2 separate regions of the Homo sapiens genome follow, and region 1 is linked to region 2. Evidence: chromatin loops called from intact Hi-C (ENCODE). Cell type or tissue: gastrocnemius medialis. All regions are shown on one strand. Each heading gives the region's core, and the rest is flanking DNA. Links, peaks and the distances in the headings are about the cores only.

Evidence for each region. Hi-C counts contacts between places; a loop is a spot of excess contacts. Peaks named below come from ENCODE experiments on the same cell type or tissue, not always from the same donor. Only the 100,000 strongest peaks of a DNase experiment are listed, where the experiment ranks them.
Region 1: a loop joins it to region 2, with 12 times the contacts of the local background. A loop is called at or near these places in 35 of 110 quality-filtered maps.

What each region holds. Positions count from the first base shown.
Region 1 is chr17:69,524,122-69,528,121 of GRCh38, reverse strand. MAP2K6 (mitogen-activated protein kinase kinase 6) reads right to left here. Exons shown (of 12, transcript NM_002758.4): 9 at 3,144-3,221; 10 at 1,413-1,552. Among named protein-coding and RNA genes, the nearest start is that of MAP2K6-AS1, 41 kb to the right of the region's middle. In gastrocnemius medialis, for the core only: CTCF peaks have their summits at 1,745 and 1,951 (motif pointing left); a DNase peak (open chromatin) is centred at 2,041; H3K27ac peaks cover 3,114 bases.
Region 2 is chr17:70,548,375-70,556,997 of GRCh38, reverse strand. No RefSeq gene overlaps it. Among named protein-coding and RNA genes, the nearest start is that of KCNJ2, 380 kb to the right of the region's middle. In gastrocnemius medialis, for the core only: a CTCF peak has its summit at 4,355 (motif pointing right); no DNase peak of the experiment used is centred there.

The sequences.
Region 1 (4,000 bases), core at 1-4,000, 1.0 Mb after region 2:
TTTTTTTTTTTTGAGACGAAGTTTTATTCTTGTTGCTCAGGCTGGAGTGCAATGGCGTGATCTCGGCTCACTGCAGCCTCCACTTCCCAGGTTCAAGCGGTTCTCCTGCCTCAGCCTCCCGAGATTACAGCTGTCCACCACCATGCCCAGTTAATTTTTTGTATTTTTAGTAGAGTCAGGTTTTCACCATTTTGGCCAGGCTGGTCTTGAACTCCTGACCTCAGGTGATCCACTCGCCTTGGCCTCCCAAAGTACTGGGATTACAGGCGCGGGTGCCCTGCCTCACAGCACTTCTAAAAACCATGGAGGCTGAGGAATGAAGCCACGGGGAAGATGTTCCTTCAGCTTCCTCAGTACCTCAAACAGCCTTCAGAGCTCCAGGCCCTTCCCCAGCAGTGAGTACTCAGAACGGCTCCCCTCCCAGGGTCACAGCTGGGCCTGCCACCATCTCCGAGCCCCCTTCCTCCTAATTCTCATCTACTTCTCCCGGATGGCCAAATACGCTAACCTGGCTCAGGGGTGTGCTTCACTTCTGGCATCCTGCTTCCAGCATCACTTGCCATGATCATTACTATCAAGCCATGCTAGGCATCATGACCTCTATGCAGATAGAAATTACTGGATTGTCTAGAGAATACTTTCCCCTCTTGCTTTTCTTGACTGCCCTGGCAGTTTTCATGAAAATATAGTTCACCTCATGAGTATGGCTCCCTCCCACTTTCCACCCCAACTTCCTTTGGATTCCCTTCCCAGAACTTCAGCATTGTCTCTTATGGTGGGCAAGTTTCTCCACAGTTAGCAAGTATTCAGTAGCAACCAAGGTTCTACAAGACTTCTGGGGACCTAAGAAACACTCTCAAACTACCCACTATCTTCTCACCGAAAGTAATTCTTTGCCTCTACTTCCTATCCCCAGGCCTCTAGTGGGTCCTATCAGCTTTCTCTTTATGCTTTAATCAACATCAAATTGCTTAAAGCTCACATAAAGGAGTTTCTTGCTTTCGTGACATTGTGAATGATGTTCCTTCTGTTTGGAATATGTTTCCTTTCCTATTTCCCTTTTGTCTGGAAAATTCCTCTCGTGATCGCAGCTCCAGATTTATCTCCTCCAGAAAAGCCTATCCTGAGGTCTTCCCTCTGAGTTCCTTAAATCGCCTATGCCCCTATCTCTATCACTGGACTTGCCACATTATACTATAATTATTCATTTATGAGACTTCTCTACTTGACTTTGGGCTCAGTGAGGGCAGGGAGTGTGATACGGTCATCTTTGCTTCTCCAGCAGAGAGGGCATACTCCACAAATGCTTTCGGAATGAATGTATGCATGATGGATTCAACCCCGATGGAAGAAATTCATGAGAACTCATCTTCTTCTTTCACACTGACACTTGGGAGGTGAGGCTGTCTTACCACTGTGAGGTAAAGTCAACAAACTCTGCAGAGAACTTGTCTGCTGGGAGTTGTGGCGATGGCTCCTCTACCACCTGTTTGAGCTGCTGAAATGGAGTTCCCCATGAATCATAGGGAAATCGAAGGATGGCCAACTCAATCTGGAGAAAAGAAGAAAAAAGGAGACAACAGTTTCAACAGGGCTGCTTTAGGGAATCACCCACGTTTCATTTGTGGATAGACAGCAGGAAACACAAGGCAAAGTTCAAGTATAAGTCCAGGGGTAGGGGGGCAGGAAATAAACTAATAATTTGTTCTCTAGCAATTTTCCCCAAATTCCTAGTGCTAGGGATTTTTAAATATTACTTACTAGACACAGCCACTTAAGCCTATCTAAAATGGGGACCCTCACTAAAACCCACTGTGGCACTTCATAAAAATTGTAAGCCAACCGTATTAAACTTCAGGATGTAAAGCTACGAGGATTTCAAACGTTTGGTCTGACAAGTAATTCCCAGCCTAAGATCTTTCCAGAGCCGAGCATCTACTGCCACCTTCAGGTCCCTTGGTGAAATGACAGGGAGAAAAAGCAACCTAGAACCAAATGACAGATCTTTTTTTGGACTTGAGAAAAGGCCACTTTGCATTACAGGATCATGTGCTTTCTGGGCAGGCAGGAGAAATAACTCATGGGATTTATTCAGCTGCTGTGCCTGGGGAGGAGCCAGGACCACAGTGGATAATTCCAGACCTTGGTGATCCACTGAAAATGTATGACCACCAAAGTTATGAAATTTACAATCACCAAAGTTATGAATAAGTTATGAATAAATCATATAACTTTAGGGCTGTGTCTAAGGAAATCATCCTATTGGTTATCATGTATTGAGGATATACCTGACTGATACGGTTGGGCTGTGTCCCCACCCAAATCTCATCTTGAATTGTAGCTCCCATAATTCCTACATGTTGTGGGAGGGACCCAGTGGGAAACAATTGAATCATGGGGGTGGTTCCCCCATACTGTTCTATGGTTCTCATGGTAGTGAAAAAGTCTCACGAGATCTGATGGTTTTATGAAGCATCTCCCTTTTCACTTGGCTGTCTCATCTCATTCTCTCTTGTCTGCCGCCATATAAGATGTGCCTTTCACCTTCCGCCATGATCGTGAGGCCTCCCCAGCTGCATGGAACTGTGAGTCCATTAAACCTCTTTTTCTTTTAAATTACTCAGTCTTGGGGATGCTTTTATCAGCAGTGTGAAAACGAACTAATACACTGACCTGATCAGACTTTGACTTCTACTTCTCCAATAAAAATATCCTGGGAAGCATAGTCTATGTCCTGGATAACACGGCCCTATCAGGGTTCACGCACATTAGCATTCTTTGCACAGCTTAAGCTTCTTGCCTTGGCTCGAATAATTTAATTTTAAACTATAAGGAATCTGGTCAGATCCTCTCGTTTTACAGAGGAGGATAGGAAGATAGTCCATGTGACTGTAACAATTACTCAAAAAGGCATACAGCTCGTCAGAGGTGGAATCAAGAGAAAGATTGGTTTCCCCAATCCCATATCAGTGTTTTTATTGTACCACAATACAAACAATTATTACTCAAAATCTCCTACCAGCTCAGCAGGAGAGGGCGCCCCAAACCAGCATTTAGGGCATTTGTTTCTTGAACCCAACGTCCACCTCATTCTAGTTTCATTACCCACAACCTCATAGTTCATGATGATTGGCATACACTACCATCGTGATGCCCAGACTCCAAATGTCAGACTTCACACTGTATCCCTTCTGGTTGAGCTCTGGGTTTATTCTTTCAGGCTGGAAAGAAGACAGACAACTGAGAAACTGGGAAGACAATTGAGATAACGTTCTTAGCTCAATAGTCTCTGGGGATGGGGGTAGCACCAGCTGCCAAGTGAGTTGTTATAAGCTGTTAACATGCCACCAAGGCCAAGAAGACCCGGTTAACTACAACAAATATCAATGCCTCCGTGGGGTTTCCCTTCTTCTGTGTTTGTCTTTTCTTGGACACAGTAATGGATCAAGTTCCTTTCATAACAAATTTAAAATTTGCCTTAAGAAGAAACAGGGTATACATTATAAAGCTACTTTGCCCATCTAGAATTATCCTTGTTTAAAACATGAACAGTCCAGAACTCAATAAAACAAGTGTCACTGGGCTACTGTCCCATGCTAATAGACCTGAGCAATTTTTAGCTAAACACAGACAGGAAGCTTTTCAATTCAAAGCACAAGTCCATTTCCAGGTAGAATCTAGTGGCCGTTCCTCCAGTTAAAGGGGATTGCAAGGTCTCTGCTAATGACGGTGAATCTTCACAGCTGTGAGGTCCTCTCATAACTAATCTAACTGCCTTGTTTGGGTAATTTAAGCTCTATTTACTATTTTGTCCTCAACAAACAAGGTAATACTCCCCTGCAATACAGTGTGGAAAACTGTGCAGGCTATATGTATTGTGTATATATTTTTTCAAATAACGTATCTCTTTCACTTGATTTTTTTAAAGTAATATATATATAACTATGTCTGTGCCCCACCAAAATCCACAGGTTAAAACCTAATCGCACATGTGGTGGCA
Region 2 (8,623 bases), core at 2,191-6,190:
ACAGCCAAGATATGGAAATGACCTCAATGCCCATCTACAGGTGAATGGAAAAGGAAAATGTTTATATATATATATATGTGTGTGTGTGTGTGTGTGTGTGTGTGTGTGTGTGTATATATATATATATATATATATATATATATATATATATATGTAAAATAACAAATTAGAAAACCTAAAGGACATAGGTAAATTCCTGGATACATATAACCTACAAGACTGAACAAAGAAATAAAAAGTTTTACATATAGATGTGATTTTATATATACATATATAATTATATTACTTTCCATAATGGCTATACACACACACACACATATATATATACACACACACACACATATATAAACAACTATATTATAAATACATATTACTCCATTATATATAATTATAATATAGAATGGAATATTCAGTCATTAAAAAAGAGTAACATTCTATCATTAGTGGCAATGTGGATGAATCTGTAGGACACTGTGTTAAGTGAAATAAGCCAGGTTCAGAAAGATAAACACTGCATGTTCTCACTCATATATGGAAGCTAAAATGTCAATCTCATAGAAGTAGAGAGTAGAATAGTGGTTACTAAAGGATGAAAAGTGAGCAGGGATAAGGAGACGTTGTTTAACCAAAACAAAATTACAGCAAGATAGAAGGAATAAGTTCTAGTGTTTCACAGCATTTGTAAGGTGACTGTAGTTAACAATTTATTCTATTTTTTTAGCAATCAGAAGAGAGAATTTTGAATGTTCTCAACACAAAGAGATAATAAGTATTTAAGGTTTGGATTTGCTAATTACCTTGATTTGATCATTACACATTGCATACATGTATCAAAACATCACACTGGTCCCCATAAATCTGTGCAATTATATGTCAATTAACATAATAAAAGTTTATTAAAGTTATTAAAGTTTTGGTGAGGCTTTTATATTTTTATTTTCTGGGCATATTTATTTTTTGCACTGGGACCAAGAGTTTAATTAAAAATCATTATTGTGAATCAGTTATATGCCAGTAACTGCACTGGACAAATGTGTGAAAGTACATTGTTTAAGTGTTTCTTTTTAAGAGAAATCTACAGAGCTGCTAAATATCCCTTTCTCCCTCTCTCCCTCCTTTCCCCCTCCCTCATTCCCTCTCTCCAGCTCTCTTCTTTCCTTCCTTCCTTTTTTTTCTTCATTCTTTTTTCTTTTTCTTTTTCTTTTAACTCAAGAGAAATACTAGTGCCTCAGTGAATATCTGCTGGACTGCCAGTGGTTAAAGCTGCTTCAGAAACAATTATTAGGATTTTTAAACCTAGAGATTCCTTCATTTCATAACTGGAAGCCAAACACAATGGTCAGTTAAATTGATGTCCAGCTGGAAATAAACATAACGAATTCCAAAAGGTTGCAATCAAAGGTTTTCCTTATAAACGGGCCATCAAATGCAAGTGCTTTCATATAGGAAAGCCAATTGTACACAGGAAAGTGAAGGGACTCCTAACAACACACAAAATCACATTCACTTAAATTTTTTTCTCTATTATAATTGGTTTTAGATTTCTACATTTTCAAACTGGAAAATGACAGGGTTTTCAGATCACATTTCAAAGTCATTTTAGGATATTAGGGTGTTTTTAACAAGGTTCCACTAACTGTATTTTACGGAACCATTCACCTCTATAGTGATAATTCAACTTAATACAGTTCCTGGGATTTGCATAATACAAACTTTCTTATTTAAATGTAGAAAAAAATGAAAATAGAAAATACAAACAAATTTAAAAAACAAAAAATGTTTTAAAGATACCTTTTATTTTGCTCTGAATCTAAATTTTCTCCAATTTAACAACATCCTCCAACCCACCCACCACTCTTCCCACCACCAAATCAAAATCACCGTATGATTTGTTAGAAAATGAATTTTCAGAAAAATCTAGGCACAAAATATAAGACCTTTTCAGATTTCTCCTCCTTTGATTTATTCGTAAATATTTGTTAAACATATATTATGCTGTTTGCATTGTATGAATGTATATTCTAGCTTTACATATCTAGCTAAATAAAGATCTTGCTATAAATAAGGGGTTGTCAGAAGCTTTATGGAAAATGTTTATTTTGCAAAATCTACGTATAGATTTCAAAAAAAATTTTGCACCAAATAAACTTGTACCAATTTGTTACAATATGACTGAACAGGATCTAATTAGAGGCACTAAGAATTACAAAACATGAGTTTGAAATGATTCCCTATCAAAGCAATATGAATTCTTCCAAAATTGAAGCAAGAACAAACATCAAATTTATGGTAAAGCTTGGGCGAAAGAATGGCAAAATCATTGTCACTTTATGAAAAGTTTATGGAAACAATGTCCCAAATAAATCAGTAATTTATAAATGAGTAACTCACTTTAAATTGTCAATGAGATGATGTTGAAATGAGCCCAAAGGAGCAGACCATCGACATCAGTTTGCAAGAAAAAAATTAATTTTGTTTATGCCTTAATTGAAGAGAACCACCAATTAATAGCAGAACCAACAGCCAACACAATAGATATTTCAATTCGTTTAGTTTACACGGCTTTTTTCTTGCTTTTCTTTTTTTTTCTTTGAGACGGAGTTTCGCTCTTGTCGCCCAGGCTGGAGTGCAACCTCAGCTCACTGCAACTTCTGCCTCCCCAGTTCAAGTGCTTCTCCTGCCTCAGACTCCCGAGTAGCTGGGATTACAGGCACCCACCACCACATCCACCCTGATAATTTTTTGTATTTTTAGTAGAGATGGGGTTTGGCCATGTTGGGCAGGCTGGTCTCGAACTCCTGACCTCAGGTAAGCCACCTGCCTAGGCCTCCCAAAGTGCTGGGATTACAGGCGTGAGCCACACAATTTTGACTGAAAAATTAAAGGTGAGTAAACTTTCCCCTTGATAGGTGCAAAAACTGTTGTGCACAAATCAGCTGCAGACAAGAACAGAGCTTTCAATGAAAATTTTAAACAAATAGAATCAAGATCCTGAAGTATTCTTCAAAGAATTGTAACAGGAGAGGAAACATGGCTTTATTAGTGTGTCCTGCTGTCAAAGCACAATCAAAATAATGGCTCCCAAGAAATAGAAGTGGTCCAGTCATAGCCAAAGTAGACCAGCCAAGAGCAAAGATCATGACAACAGTTTTTTGAGATGCTTGAGGCATTTTGTTTGTTGATTTGCTGGAGGGCCAAAGAATAATAACATCTGCTTATGATAAGAGTGTTATGAGAAAGCCAAAGCTTTAGCAGAAAAACACACAGGAAAGCTTCACCAAAGAGTGCTTCTCCACCAGGACAATGCTCCTGCTCATCCCTCTAATAAACAAAGACAATTTTATGAGAGTTTTAATGGGAAATCATTAAGTATCCATGTTACAGTCCTAATCTGGATCCTTCTGACTTCTTTTTGTTTTCTGATCCTAAAACAAAAAATTTTAAGGTACCTATTTTTCTTCAGCTAATATGGAAAAAACACTGCATTGACATGGTTAAATTCCAAGGACCATCGGTTTTTTATAGGTGGACTAAATGGCAGGTATCATCACTTACAAAAGTGTCCTGAACTTGAGGAAGCTTATGTTGACAAAGCTTGTATTTTTAATTTTTATCTTTAATTCAATTTTTCTCTGAAATTTTTATCTAAGTCCTCTTGCATATGTCATACACATATATCTATAAGACTTAATCAGAACTCTAATTTTATGGAATCTAGGTCCTTAAAATCTGTTGCTTAAGGAACATCTAATCTTCATTGAAGTGCCCTTTTGTTCCTGGATTCCTGTTCTTTGTTAACAGTGTCAGTCACAACTATTTACACTTGATATAATTTAATGACAGTTTGCCATGAGAATGGCCAGGCTGTCTTTCTGTCTCCCAGACACAACAAAGAGGGAAACAGACAAGTTTGTTAGATCCTGGCCAGGCATCATTCAATGTATTACTGTGTGATCACCCTTTTAAAGTAATTGTGTGGTTTGAAGTTTCTTTTAGAAATTCCCCTTTGAGTGGCAAAAGGCTTTTCTATCAAAATACCAAGAAGGAGCAGGACCTCAGAGCCATCCCAAGTGGAGTCACTATCTTCCAAATCTCGGAAGTATTCTGACGACAGAGGCATAATGGAAAAGTTCCTGAAAAGTGATGGAGAAAAACCGGGAGAAAGCTGACTTCTCAAGCATTTGCAAAACTGATTAAATAAGGCTTTTTTTTTCTTTCTGATTCAGGGGCTGACACCTTTAACTAACGATAAGGGCATCTTGAATACAGCTCTGACAAATGACACTTAAGATCCCTGTTATTCCTGTAATTGGCATTCTATGATTTCTTCAACCTGTTTTCTTTAGTACGATTTTTAAAAAATGTAACCACCAGAGGGCGTAGGATATTACATTTCAAAGGGCTTAAATTTGTGTTTCAGCCACTAACTCCATCTCCCTAAGCACGCTTGAAAGGGGGAACCCTCTGCTATGCAATGGAGAGGGTTCTTCTTGCCCAGCCCTTCCATGCCAAACACAAGTCCTTCACCAAATCCGCTACCTCTTTAAAGATTCCATCAGCAACATCATGTCTGCTGTTTGCCAAAGAGGTTTTCTTACCAAATAGACTGAACTTTTTTTTTTTTTTTTTTTTACCTTCTACTTTCATTAAATTAAGCTATCCCTTATTCCTTGATTTGGGTCACCTAAAGTTCAAGGCAATAGTGAATTACTTCAGAGCTCTTTGGTTTGTATGCTTACACCAACAAGACATTCCTCTACCTAAAACTCAGGGAAAGCATTTGTAAAGCCATTTTGCCAGGTGCTCACTAACCACATTTCCCTGTTGCTTTATGAACATTCTCACCCAGCTCCTGTGTGTGTGCACGTGTGTATACAGCTTTACATTGGCTCATCACTTCTCTGTTAACCCTTCAGACTTAGTGCCCCAGGTCAAACTTAACAGCCTACATTTTGACAGATTTGAAAATTCTTATTTGCGTCGCTACATCACTCAAAAGTGACTCTCAACTCTTAGTTTCATATAATCTCCTCCAGAGCGTTGAATGCCTGTGTCTAGCAGACCTATGCCTTACTGAATTCATGTACCCTTACTAGGCAATGGGCTCTTTAAAAAGCTCAAATATGGCATGCAAGGTGGTGCTGCTGGTCTATGTTACTTTAAAACCTTTAAGTAATAATGCTTTGGTAAAGTGTCATAGGCAACTGTTTTGGGGCAAAGAAGAGCTTGAGTGACTTGACAGGCTTCTTCCTGTCTTATTTTGAAGGTACTCCTCCTTTAAATCATATTTACTATGTTACATTATTATGACGTTATCCAGGTTACGGTGGACATCATCCCTGTGTCTGCTGTCGGCATCAAGACCCACTACTCCCATTCTCCCTTGTAAGGAATGATGGCTTCTGCCTCTAATACCTTCTACTTCTCAGCACATCAATGCTCTGGAGGAGGACGGTACATTGATGATCCATGGGTTGCTGCTCCATGACACCTTATGGAGCAGTTGTGTCCAAATTCAGGGTACATTAGAATCATTTAGAGTACTTTTAAATATGTAGACAGCTGAGCCTAATTCAGTAATCCTGGGGAAGAGTTAAGGGCTCTGTATTTTCAACAGGCATACAAAAATTGTTATGACGTACTGTGGGAGACACTTTCTACTATTGTTATAATATCTATACCTGGTAACAGAGGCTCAATTAATAGGTTAAGAGCAGGGAGACATCAAGAACTTAAGGAAAATAGGCCCTGTCACTCTACTTTCAGAGGATGAATCATGACTGGCCTAAACCAGGGTACCATTTAGGGTAAGGGTAGCTACTATAACAGATGGACCCCTAAAATCTCCTTGAATTAACAAAATAAAAATTTCACTTACTCTTCACACAGCAACAAAAGCGGGTACTTGTCAGGTAATGCTCATGAACATCTTATGGCTCTCCACCTTCTCCCCTGGCCTCAGCTTTCTTCCAGCTTCCATACACACACACACACACACACTCACACACAGTGAGATACAGAGAGAGAGGGAACAAGGAAAAAGGGGACACCCACTCATTCACTGCTTCAGCCTGGAGAACCCAATAACTACCATGCATATTCTATTGGCAGCACCTAGTCACATGGCTCTACCTAGATTCAAGAAAGGCTTGGAGAGGGAGGAGCCAAGATGGCCGAATAGGAACAGCTCTGGTCTACAGCTCCCAGCGTGAGCGACGCAGAAGACGGGTGATTTCTGCATTTCCATCTGAGGTACCGGGTTCATCTCACTAGGGAGTGCCAGACAGTGGGCGCAGGCCAGTGTGTGCGCGCACCGTGCGCGAGCCGAAGCAGGGCGAGGCATTGCCTCACTCGGGAAGCTCAAGGGGTCAGGGAGTTCCCTTTCCGAGTCAAAGAAAGGGGTGACGGACGCACCTGGAAAATCGGGTCACTCCCACCCGAATATTGCGCTTTTCAGACCGGCTTAAGAAACGGCGCACCACGAGACTATATCCCACACCTGGCTCAGAGGGTCCTACGCCCACGGAATCTCGCTGATTGCTAGCACAGCAGTCTGAGATCAAACTGCAAGGCGGCAACGAGGCTGGGGGAGGGGCGCCCGCCATTGCCCAGGCTTGCTTAGGTAAACAAAGCAGCAGGGAAGCTCGAACTGGGTGGAGCCCACCACAGCTCCAGGAGGCCTGCCTGCCTCTGTAGGCTCCACCTCTGGGGGCAGGGCACAGACAAACAAAAAGACAGCAGTAACCTCTGCAGACTTAAGTGTCCCTGTCTGACAGCTTTGAAGAGAGCAGTGGTTCTCCCAGCACGCAGCTGGAGATCTGAGAACGGGCAGACTGCCTCCTCAAGTGGGTCCCTGACCCCTGACCCCCGAGCAGCCTAACTGGGAGGCACCCCCCAGCAGGGGCACACTGACACCTCACACGGCAGGGTATTCCAACAGACCTGCAGCTGAGGGTCCTGTCTGTTAGAAGGAAAACTAACAACCAGAAAGGACATCTACACCGAAAACCCATCTGTACATCACCATCATCAAAGACCAAAAGTAGATAAAACCACAAAGATGGGGAAAAAACAGAACAGAAAAACTGGAAACTCTAAAACGCAGAGCGCCTCTCCTCCTCCAAAGGAACGCAGTTCCTCACCAGCAACAGAACAAAGCTGGATGGAGAATGATTTTGACGAGCTGAGAGAAGAAGGCTTCAGACGATCAAATTACTCTGAGCTACGGGAGGACATTCAAACCAAAGGCAAAGAAGTTGAAAACTTTGAAAAAAATTTAGAAGAATGTATAACTAGAATAACCAATACAGAGAAGTGCTTAAAGGAGCTGATGGAGCTGAAAACCAAGGCTCGAGAACTACGTGAAGAATGCAGAAGCCTCAGGAGCCGATGCGATCAACTGGAAGAAAGGGTATCAGCAATGGAAGATGAAATGAATGAAATGAAGCGAGAAGGGAAGTTTAGAGAAAAAAGAATAAAAAGAAATGAGCAAAGCCTCCAAGAAATATGGGACTATGTGAAAAGACCAAATCTACGTCTGATTGGTGTACCTGAAAGTGATGTGGAGAATGGAACCAAGTTGGAAAACACTCTGCAGGATATTATCCAGGAGAACTTCCCCAATCTAGCAAGGCAGGCCAACGTTCAGATTCAGGAAATACAGAGAACACCACAAAGATACTCCTCGAGAAGAGCAACTCCAAGACACATAATTGTCAGATTCACCAAAGTTGAAATGAAGGAAAAAATGTTAAGGGCAGCCAGAGAGAAAGGTCGGGTTACCCTCAAAGGAAAGCCCATCAGACTAACAGCGGATCTCTCGGCAGAAACCCTACAAGCCAGAAGAGAGTGGGGGCCAATATTCAACATTCTTAAAGAAAAGAATTTTCAACCCAGAATTTCATATCCAGCCAAACTAAGCTTCATAAGTGAAGGAGAAATAAAATACTTTATAGACAAGCAAATGCTGAGAGATTTTGTCACCACCAGGCCTGCCCTAAAAGAGCTCCTGAAGGAAGTGCTAAACATGGAAAGGAACAACCGGTACCAGCCGCTGCAAAATCATGCCAAAATGTAAAGACCATCAAGACTAGGAAGAAACTGCATCAACTAATGAGCAAAATCACCAGCTAACATCATAATGACAGGATCAAATTCACACATAACAATATTAACTTTAAATATAAATGGACTAAATTCTGCAATTAAAAGACACAGACTGGCAAGTTGGATAAAGAGTCAAGACCCATCAGTGTGCTGTATTCAGGAAACCCATCTCACGTGCAGAGACACACATAGGCTCAAAATAAAAGGATGGAGGAAGATCTACCAAGCCAATGGAAAACAAAAAAAGGCAGGGGTTGCAATCCTAGTCTCTGATAAAACAGACTTTAAACCAACAAAGATCAAAAGAGACAAAGAAGGCCATTACATAATGGTAAAGGGATCAATTCAACAAGAGGAGCTAACTATCCTAAATATTTATGCACCCAATACAGGAGCACCCAGATTCATAAAGCAAGTCCTGAGTGACCTACAAAGAGACTTAGACTCCCACACATTAATAATGGGAGACATTAACACCCCACTGTCAACATTAGACAGATCAACGAGACAGAAAGTC